2 separate regions of the Homo sapiens genome follow, and region 2 is linked to region 1. The links are chromatin contacts, found by Hi-C or POLR2A ChIA-PET in ENCODE. All regions are on one chromosome and are shown on one strand. Each heading gives the region's core, a stretch centred on a gene start or an enhancer-like site at or near the end of the contact. The rest is flanking DNA. Distances are from core to core; before and after follow the strand shown. Region 1 has its middle 140 kb from the start of SH3BP4. Region 2 overlaps SH3BP4 (SH3 domain binding protein 4).

What was found. A loop is a pair of places that touch in the nucleus more often than their neighbours do. ChIA-PET counts read pairs that join two places held with the same protein, here RNA polymerase II (POLR2A). Pooled maps may share reads with other maps.
Region 2: a map of heart left ventricle shows a loop between it and region 1 (2.9-fold over the local background). The contact joins two enhancer-like sites. A Hi-C loop is called at or near these places in 4 of 168 maps with a recorded cell type or tissue (Right ventricle myocardium superior and heart left ventricle) and 1 of 50 pooled maps. POLR2A ChIA-PET finds 5 or more read pairs at or near these places in 2 of 52 experiments (A673 and WTC11).

What each region holds. Positions count from the first base shown.
Region 1 is chr2:235,086,315-235,090,332 of GRCh38, forward strand. No RefSeq gene overlaps it. Among named protein-coding and RNA genes, the nearest start is that of SH3BP4, 140 kb to the left of the region's middle. RefSeq lists an enhancer at 1,142-1,642. Within about 2 kb of position 1,622, at least 4 of the 41 ENCODE cell types and tissues checked have a DNase peak (open chromatin) inside an H3K27ac peak, as active enhancers do.
Region 2 is chr2:235,002,069-235,006,530 of GRCh38, forward strand. All of the region lies in intron 2 of SH3BP4 (SH3 domain binding protein 4), which reads left to right. Among named protein-coding and RNA genes, the nearest start is that of SH3BP4, 52 kb to the left of the region's middle. RefSeq lists enhancers at 586-1,424, 2,713-3,302, 3,303-3,890, 3,891-4,462. Within about 2 kb of position 3,088, at least 12 of the 41 ENCODE cell types and tissues checked have a DNase peak (open chromatin) inside an H3K27ac peak, as active enhancers do.

The DNA.
Region 1 (4,018 bases), core at 372-2,871:
GGACTCAGGCGATGATTAGCCTCAGGTAGAGAAATGCAGGAGGGTCAAAGGAGAACCATCTGGATACGGGAAGGTAGTTGTCAAAGTTAGAGGTTTTGTTTTGGGTGGTGAATTTTCTGGTGCTTAAAAATAACTAGATAAGTAAAAATCCAAATGTGCACCATCCATGGGTCAGCGATGAGGGCGTGTCAGGGAGCAAGGACTGTGGTTAATCCAGCCTGGTACAGGAGGCCCAGCCGAGCAAAGAAAGGGAGACTATGACACGGGAGGAGGACAGGTGCAGGAGCAGGCAGAGGCGGCTCCTCCAAGCAGCTGAGCTGCAGAGGGGGAAGAAAGTGAAGGCAGCAGCAGAGGGGCGTGAACAGGGCCAGGATGTTGTTTTGTGTGTTTGTTTGTTTTTAGTGCATTTGCTAATGGAAACAATCCAGGAGGAACTGATGATGCAGAAGCGAGGGAGAATCCTGGGTCTGGCACTGTGAGGAAGCAGGAGGGAATGTGAAGTGGTATCAAACGAGTTTTTCTCTGTGGAACAGAATGTCCTGTCCTTGTAGAAGGGGCAGCTGCCTGCTTGCCTGGCAAGGCGTCATCTCAAATAAAAGGAATGTGGGTGCCAAGTGTAACCTAAGACATCCACCTTGCACCCACACCTTGCATCCACCTCGCACCCACACGCTGTGCGTCCCACAGACCCGCCTACCTTCCCACAGAGGCATCTTCTTATTTGCAGAAAGCCATGGACCCAAACAATCCCCCTCCACCTGCCTGCCTTTCCTCAAAATCCTGCCTTTATCTCCATTCTCTGGGAGAAGGAAGATACTGCACGTTTTCCAAGGGAGGCACATTTCGCAGCTGTCATGCCCCTGCCTGGTTTCTGTGCTCCCCTGCCTGGTTTCTGGGCTCCCCTGCCTATCAACAGTGACTGCAGGCTCTTTAAAACTGCTCGGGCCCACCCCGTGGCTTCCACCTTCACAGACCCTGAGCTGCAGACACCTGGGCATTCAACTTCCCCCACCATGCTGTTCCTGGCGGGGGTCTTTCTTCCTTCTCATTTGTAAGAAACAGTCGATACGATTTCAGGCGTAGTTTAATGCTGCTTCCCACATGATACAGCCCCACCTGCAGTGGATGTGCTCCCCTTCACACCCCTGCCTCGTGTCATCTGGACATTTCTGATGGGCCCTGCCCACCCGCCCCCTCCACACCTGCTCCGGGCTGGGCTCTCCCCGGGACCCAGCCATGTCCTGGTCATCATTATGTGCCCCACAGCAGGCAGGCTCCCAAAGGCCTCTTTTACCCTCTCAGGCAGTGAGAGTCCTGATGCTGCCCCCAAATCTTTGTCCCTTCTAAGAGAAGAGTTGGGGGAACCAAGCATTATGCCTGATGCCAAATCCAACTCGGGCCAATGGAGCTGAGTTATACACAGTTTTACTTTCCTGAAAATCTTGGTGCTTTCTCTCAAAAGTGGAGTCATGCATTTTGTAAGGAGCCTTCTCTCCCTGAGCTATAGAGTGAGACCTCTGACTCCTGGACCTTCTTCCTGGGCTCATCCCGGGAGCACCCTCCTCTGCACCTGCCCCTCCTCCCCACGGGTCCTCCCGCCAGCACGGGTGAACGCTGCTAACTCAGAAGTCCCACCCCTGCCTTGGACAAGTGCCCACTCCTGCGCGTACATGGCCAGCTGGGTCTCCGCATAGCTCTCTCCACCTCGCCTCTCCCACTCCCTGTTCCCGTTCCCATCTCTGTCCTCCTCCTGCCGGTCCCCGCCGGTGGGGCAGCCTTTCAGTGGTCCTGGCCCTGCCCAGTTCCTAGGGCCCCTGCTGTACCATCTGACCAGATGCTGACCTTAGCTGCTACATTCACTTCTGTTGCCTGGGGACTTGGAGGAGCTGACCCCTGGCTGGAGGGGATGGGAGAGGCTTTAATTTAGTTCTTTCTTTTGAGGCTTTCCCTCTCCCAACCGGCTTTCATTTCCTCCCTGTGGCATTAGCCGTTCCTTGTCTCCACCCCTGGCCTTTTCCCACAAGCAGGAAGGTGGGCTGGGGCAGGAGAGGGTGGGGCCGGGTTTTGCAGGCTTGGTTTCCATTAATTATTGGGATAACAATAAGAAACTGAGAAGAGAGAGAGAGAGACAGAGACGCAGAGACTCACAGTGCCACACTGCATTGCAACTACCCCACACTGCGCTGCCTGTACATTTTCCGAAAGTTTCCATCTCCAGCTGGGCTGGAGGAGGCTGTGAGTGAGGGCTGGGCCTCCAGGGGAGAGAACTCGTAGCCCCCTCATCCGGCGGCGTGAGGAATCCTAACAAGAGGGCAGGGGACAAAATCCAGTGGGTGGAGGATGGAAGCACCTGAAGATCCTCCTATTCAGGGCAGGTCTTGTCTTCAAAAATTTCTAGATATGGTTTTGTTCCTGGCATAGGAATCTTCACTCCCGGAACCAAAATTTGAGAGACAGGTTTCCTCGGCAACCGAGGAAACATCTCTAGAGAAGGGTTATATTGTTTTGAAGTGTTTTGAAATCTTATCAATGGTTTCCAGGGAAACACGAGATGATGAATAGAGGCCTTGCTAGGTGAATTTAAGAAGAAACACAGGGGAACATATTTGGATTCACAGTGTGCAAGTATTCAGCTGTGTATCAAGGCAGAAAAGTATATTTCACTCTCATCTGACATTTTAATTTTATTACTAGTTCAGCTTCATGTACAGTAACTCCTCAGGGAGGTCAGCATTATTTGAATCCCAATTAAAGAAATTACACAAAGTTTTTAAATTATGAAATTTGTGAATCCCACGGGAATCAACATTTTAATTAACATTATGTATTATACGTAGGGAAAATAAAGATTTAAAGTAGCAACTGAGCAGCCAAACTGTGGTCAGAACAGTTTGCGAATTAAACGGCAGTGGAGTCTCCAGCAGAAACGGCAGAACGGCAAATGAGCTCAGGGAGAAATGGCCAGAACTGTGACTCCAGCTCACCTGTCACTCCTACTCTGTTTGCCGGTGAAAAACGCCTGGCAAGTCTGACTGTCCAGTGGTGTGGAGTTTTAATCTTTTCTTGTTTTGTTAAGCTACTGAAATCACCAGGTGCCTTTGTGTTCTTTCAGCAGGTAATATTTTGTCTTGGTTGATCCATGATTACATCTCAGGGTTCATCTTTGCCCTTATTGATTGTGTGACTATTTTTTGTTTGTTTGTTTGTTTGTTTTTGAGACAGAGTCTTGCTCTGTCATCCAGGTTGGAGTGCAGTGGCACGATCATGGCTCACTGCAGCCTCAACTTCCCGGGCTCAAGCGATCCTCCCACGTCAGCCTCCCGAGTAGCTGGGACCACAGGTGTGTGACCACACTCAGCTAATTTTTAAAATTGTTTTTGTAGAGATGGGGTCTCACTATGTTGCCCAAACTGCTGTTGAATTCCTGCGCCCAAGCAATCCACCCGCCACAGCCTCCCAAAGTGCTAGGATTACAGGCATAAACCACCGCACCTGGCCCTATTTAAGTCTTCCTAGCTCTCTGAGGATTGCCCAAGAAAACAATGAAGGAAAAATCAAAGTACCAATGTCCTCTAAGTCCAGATAATTTCATATCACTACATCTCTTGAGAAACATCTTCCCTTTAATTGAAATTGAAATTTGCACTTTATTATCTTGAGTAATATTTTCCATTGTCATGGTGCTCTATACATGCTTTATATAAGGTGACACTCTTCTATTTTTCCTTGGCTTTTGTTATTGGAATCAAATGCAATTGATTACAAGCAAAAACAGATGAGCCAAGCGGGCTCGGTGGCTCATGCCTGTAATCCCAGCACTTTGGGAGGTCTAGGCGGGTAGGTCACCTGAGGTCAGGAGTTCAAAACCAGCCTGGTCAACATGGTGAAACTCCGTCTCTACTGAAAAATGCTAAATTACCTGGGCGTGGTGGCAGGCACCTGTCATCCCAGCTACTCAGGAGTCTGAGGCAGGGAGAATTACTTGAACCCAGGAGGTGGAGATTGCAGTGAGCCGAGA
Region 2 (4,462 bases), core at 1,838-4,337, 83 kb before region 1:
CAGGCTGATCTCAAACTCCTGACCTCAGGCGACCCGCCCGCCTCGGCCTCCCCAGAGTGCTGGGATTACAGGTGTGAGCCACCATGCTGGGCTGGAGGGTACATTTTTAAACGATGCAATTCTGGGGCCATCGTCAGATTTGGCGAAGAGGAAGCTGCGGGAGAGAACTGTTACTATACAGGATTTGAAGAACTCTCCTGCAGGCTTATTTTATATTTAAATTGTGCACAGTGGTTTATAGTTTGCCAAGCTGTCTTGGGTTTGTTATGTTGCGTAATCTTCTGAAGGACAGGTGGGTTGAGCCAAATATTCATTAGCAGCCTCGTTTTACAGATGAGGAAACTTGTGCCTCAGAGAAGCTGAAGTCATCAAACCAAGGTCAAGCTGGATGCGGTGGCTCATGACTGTAATCCAAGGGAGGCTGAAGCGGGCGGATCACTTGAGTCCAGGAGTTCAAGTCCAGCCTGGGCAACATAGCAAAACCTGGTCTCTATAAAAAATACAAAAAATTAGCCAGTCGTGCTGGTGACACTTGTATCCCCAACTACTCAGGAGGCTGAGGTGGGAGGATTGATTGAGCCCAGCAGGTCAAGGCTGCAGTGAGCTGTGATCACGCCACTGCACTGCAGCCTGCATGACAGAGCGAGACCCTGTCTCAAAAACAAAACAAGTAAAACAAAAAGGGTCAGGCATTTGGCAGGGATGGACCCCAGTAGAATCTTCTGATCCCAGTGCCGTGACATAGGGTCCCCAGAGCAGATGGGCTGGGTTCAGATAACGGAAGGCCACACAAGATTCTAGAATTGTCAGCAGAGGGAGGAGTTGCCTGACAGCAGCAGATTCCAGGGAGGGCCCGGATGAACCTCCAACAGGAATGCTGATTCCGTTCTGCCTTTGATCTCCTGATTTCAAAAGAACTTGAAGTAACTTGAACCTGGCTGCCATCTGCCCAGGCATAGATGTGTGCCAGGAGGCAGGTCTGCCTCTTAGTTGCTATGAAATAGTTTGCCCAACTTGGATGCTACGTTTCTTTAGAAAATCTTCAAGCTATCACACGTGAATAGGCTTCTGATCGAATAAGCCCAGGGCTTCGGTGGATGGGGCATGGCTGGCAGCAGGGCCAGCGTGGCCCTGTCCTTTTGGTCCTCTGTGGCAGGGACCCAGGAAGCAGTACCCAAGGGCTGGAACCAGCGTGACCGAGGAGAACTCTCCCCTGGCCAGGGCCTAGCTCTCAAACACCAGATTCTGGGGTGGACTTAGATCCTACAAACGCAGGCCACTGAGGCCAGGGTACCAATGTATTCATTTGACAGGAAAAAAGGGGATACTTTGGAGGTGCAGATAATGCATCCTCACTGTACAGGTCGGGGCATGAGAGCAGAATGAGGGTCATTCGAAGGATAGAGTGTCTGTTTACTGTTTTATCTGCTGAGAAGCAGATTCCCATTTTGCCAGCACCTGTGTGTAGCCTGGACTCTGGAACTAAACTCTCTGGTCTGAGGGGTGGAGGGGGTCAAATCTTGGTGAGGAACAGTTGCATGGCTCTGCTCACTGACCTCTGTTGGGCCTTAGTTTGCTCATCTGTAAAACGGGAGTGAGAAGTTGCAGTTATGGGCGTGTGACACCTTCCCAGTCACGCTCCTATGCAGGGAGATGTGGCTCTGGCATACAGAAGCTGAACTCACAGTGATGGTGACAGAGGCTGGAGGCTGGGGGGCTTGCAGTGTCTGTATCCAGTTGGCTCCAGGGATGGCCCCACCCCTGTCCTCACCTCGGTGTGATTTTAGGGGCCACAGTCTGTTCCTGTTTTTTCTTAGCTGGTTTGAGTTGGGTTTTGAGAGTCCTAAAACCCACCCAAGATGGCCCTAGGTACCTGCCCTCTGTGGGGTACATTGCTCCAGTGGGACTGCAGGCTTTGGGGCTCCCCGTTAGCACCCCAACTGCTCCCGGCTCCTGGCTGTCACTCGGTGAAGTTTGCCACGGCTTCCCCTGTTGGTGGCGTTTTTCCTGTGCCTGACTGACTAGGTACCCTCCTAACTCCTAACTAAACATAGGTTTTCTTTTTCTATGCTTTAGTAGTTATTTCTCATAACAAAAATATGCTCTCAGTGTCACAGTTATTTTTAATAAATGTATCTTTCCAGACTGTTCTCTGTGCATGTGCATAATATTTTAGCCTCAGATGGGTTCCTCATGGGCACCTTCTTAAGGTGTCATTGCCTGTAGTCGCCTCGGTGGCACTGGACCTCTTTAGAGTGGCTTTGCTTCTTTACAGGGTTTCATTATTTTTTTTAAAAAGTTTTATTGAAATGAAGTTCACATAACATATAATTTACCATTTTGAAATGTCACAATTCTGTGCTGTATAGAATATTCACAAAGTTGTGCAACCACCACCTCTTATCACATCTCCAGAACATTTTTTCAACCCTAAAGGGCACCCATTAGCAGTCGCTGCCCCTCCTTCCCGCCCCTGACAACCACTGCTCTGCTTTCGGTTTCTATGGATTCCTATGGATTTGTGTATCCTGGACATGACTTATAAATGGAACCATACAATAGGTGGCCTTTGGTGACTGTCTTGTTTTCACTGCAGACTGTTTCCAGGGTTCATCCACGTGGCAGCATGTGTCAAAATCCCATTCCTTTTTATGGCTGCATAATATTCCATTGTATGGCTATGTTACATTTTGTTTACACTTTCATTCGTTGATGGACATTTGGGTCGTTGCCACCTTCTGGCTGTTGTGACTGGTGCTACTAGGATTCATGTATTTGATGGTCTAATTCTGTTCTAAGAGCTGTCTTCTCTCATTTCCAAGTTCTTGGAGAGATCCCTGGCTTTTGATTCCTTCTCCTCCACCCCATGCCTATCCCCAGGATTTTATGAATCTCCCAGGAGGTAGGGCTTGGTATGTTGTTGAACTCACTGTTGGCATGGACCAGCAAGGGTCGCTGTCACATAAAGGCCTGTGTTAGGTGCCATCCGCCTGCAGATCCCCCTGGGTGTTAACACAGGACTGCGAGGAAGCACTGCTTGTGGAGAGCAGGATAGTCAACAACAGACCTAGGCCAGGTGTTTGCCCAGGTGTCACACAGGAGGCTTGCTGTGGAAAGGCAGCTTCCTGGGCATGCCCTGTGCTGGCCATGTCTGTCTGTCTGTCTGTCTGTCCCTCCCAGCCCTGCTGTGCTGTTGGCCCAGGGAGTGGTCTGAATTGGCTGTACCCCAGGGGGCTCCCCTGACTTCTGGCTTGCGGTGGAGAGGGAGGTGTCAGGGGAGCCCCTCGCCTGGGGCTCACTCCGGCTCCCCTGACTGGGGGTCCCTGTCTCCCCCAGGTTCCAGTGGAGGCTTCCCCCTTCCCCACTTCCCTGGCGTCACTTCCCCCAGGGGTCCCTTCACTGTTGTAAATTGTCCCTTTCCTGTTGGGGCCTTGAGTGATGTCTCAGCCCTACTGAGTGAAGATCTCCAAGGCAGGCCCAGAACCTGCATTTTAACAAATCTTCCCCTGACACCTTGAGCCCCTCAGAGCTGCTGAACCCCCGCCTCCGCCACCCTGCTTAGTTGTTGATCTTGGCTTCCTCGTGTCCAGGCTACAGGCTGACCTCTCTTGTGCTTCTGCCTTTCAGAGCTTCAAAGGAAGCACATGTTTGCTGAACCCTCCCAGGGATCCAGGCTTTGCAGGTTTCACACACATCTTACAAAATGCAGTGGGGGCAGAACGAGAGGAGAGCCAGAGCATGCTGGCTTTGGGAGGGGTGGCCCATTGTAAACAAGCCAGCCCTGGCCGTCCCAGGGTCCCAGGCAGGCTGGCTTGGTTGGGTCTACACACAGCCAAGCACTCTTAGCTCCTGCAATTGGAATCCCGCTCTTGCGTGCCCGCCTGTGTTCCTGGCTGTGGGAGGCGCCAGAGGGAGGTTTTGATCCCTGGGGGAGTAGGAAGCCGGCCCAGCCCCTGCAGCTGTCTGGCCCCAGCCACTAATCCTGGGCAGGAGCCGCCTGTCCTGGCATGGTGCTGGGCTGGCTGGAGTGGAGTGACCTGAGAATGGGGCCTGCTTTGTACCCAGAGCACACGCCGGCCACGGCTTTTACGACCTAGCGAGCAGGACGGGAAAAGGCCAGCAGGTGGGAGATGGGAGTCAGCCTTGGTCTCCTTTGTCTTTGCGGGCTTTGTTCCGCGAGGATTTTTTCTTTCCTGCCCTTTTCCTTTGGGCTGAGCGTGAGTGTGTTCAGAAAATCTCAGAGCGGCCACTTGCTGCCCCAGGGGGTATCATACGCATCATGGGTTTGGTCAAGAGTGGATCCATCAAAAATCTGTGGGGTAGCATTTTTTAGGAAACGAAGCATAGTGCCTTTTATTCCTAATGGATTTTTAGCTGTGATATAAAAGCACTCCCGGAAAGAAGCCAGCGGATGAAGGTCCCGATGGTGCTGGGCTGGCTGCAGGCGGGACCACAGGACTCT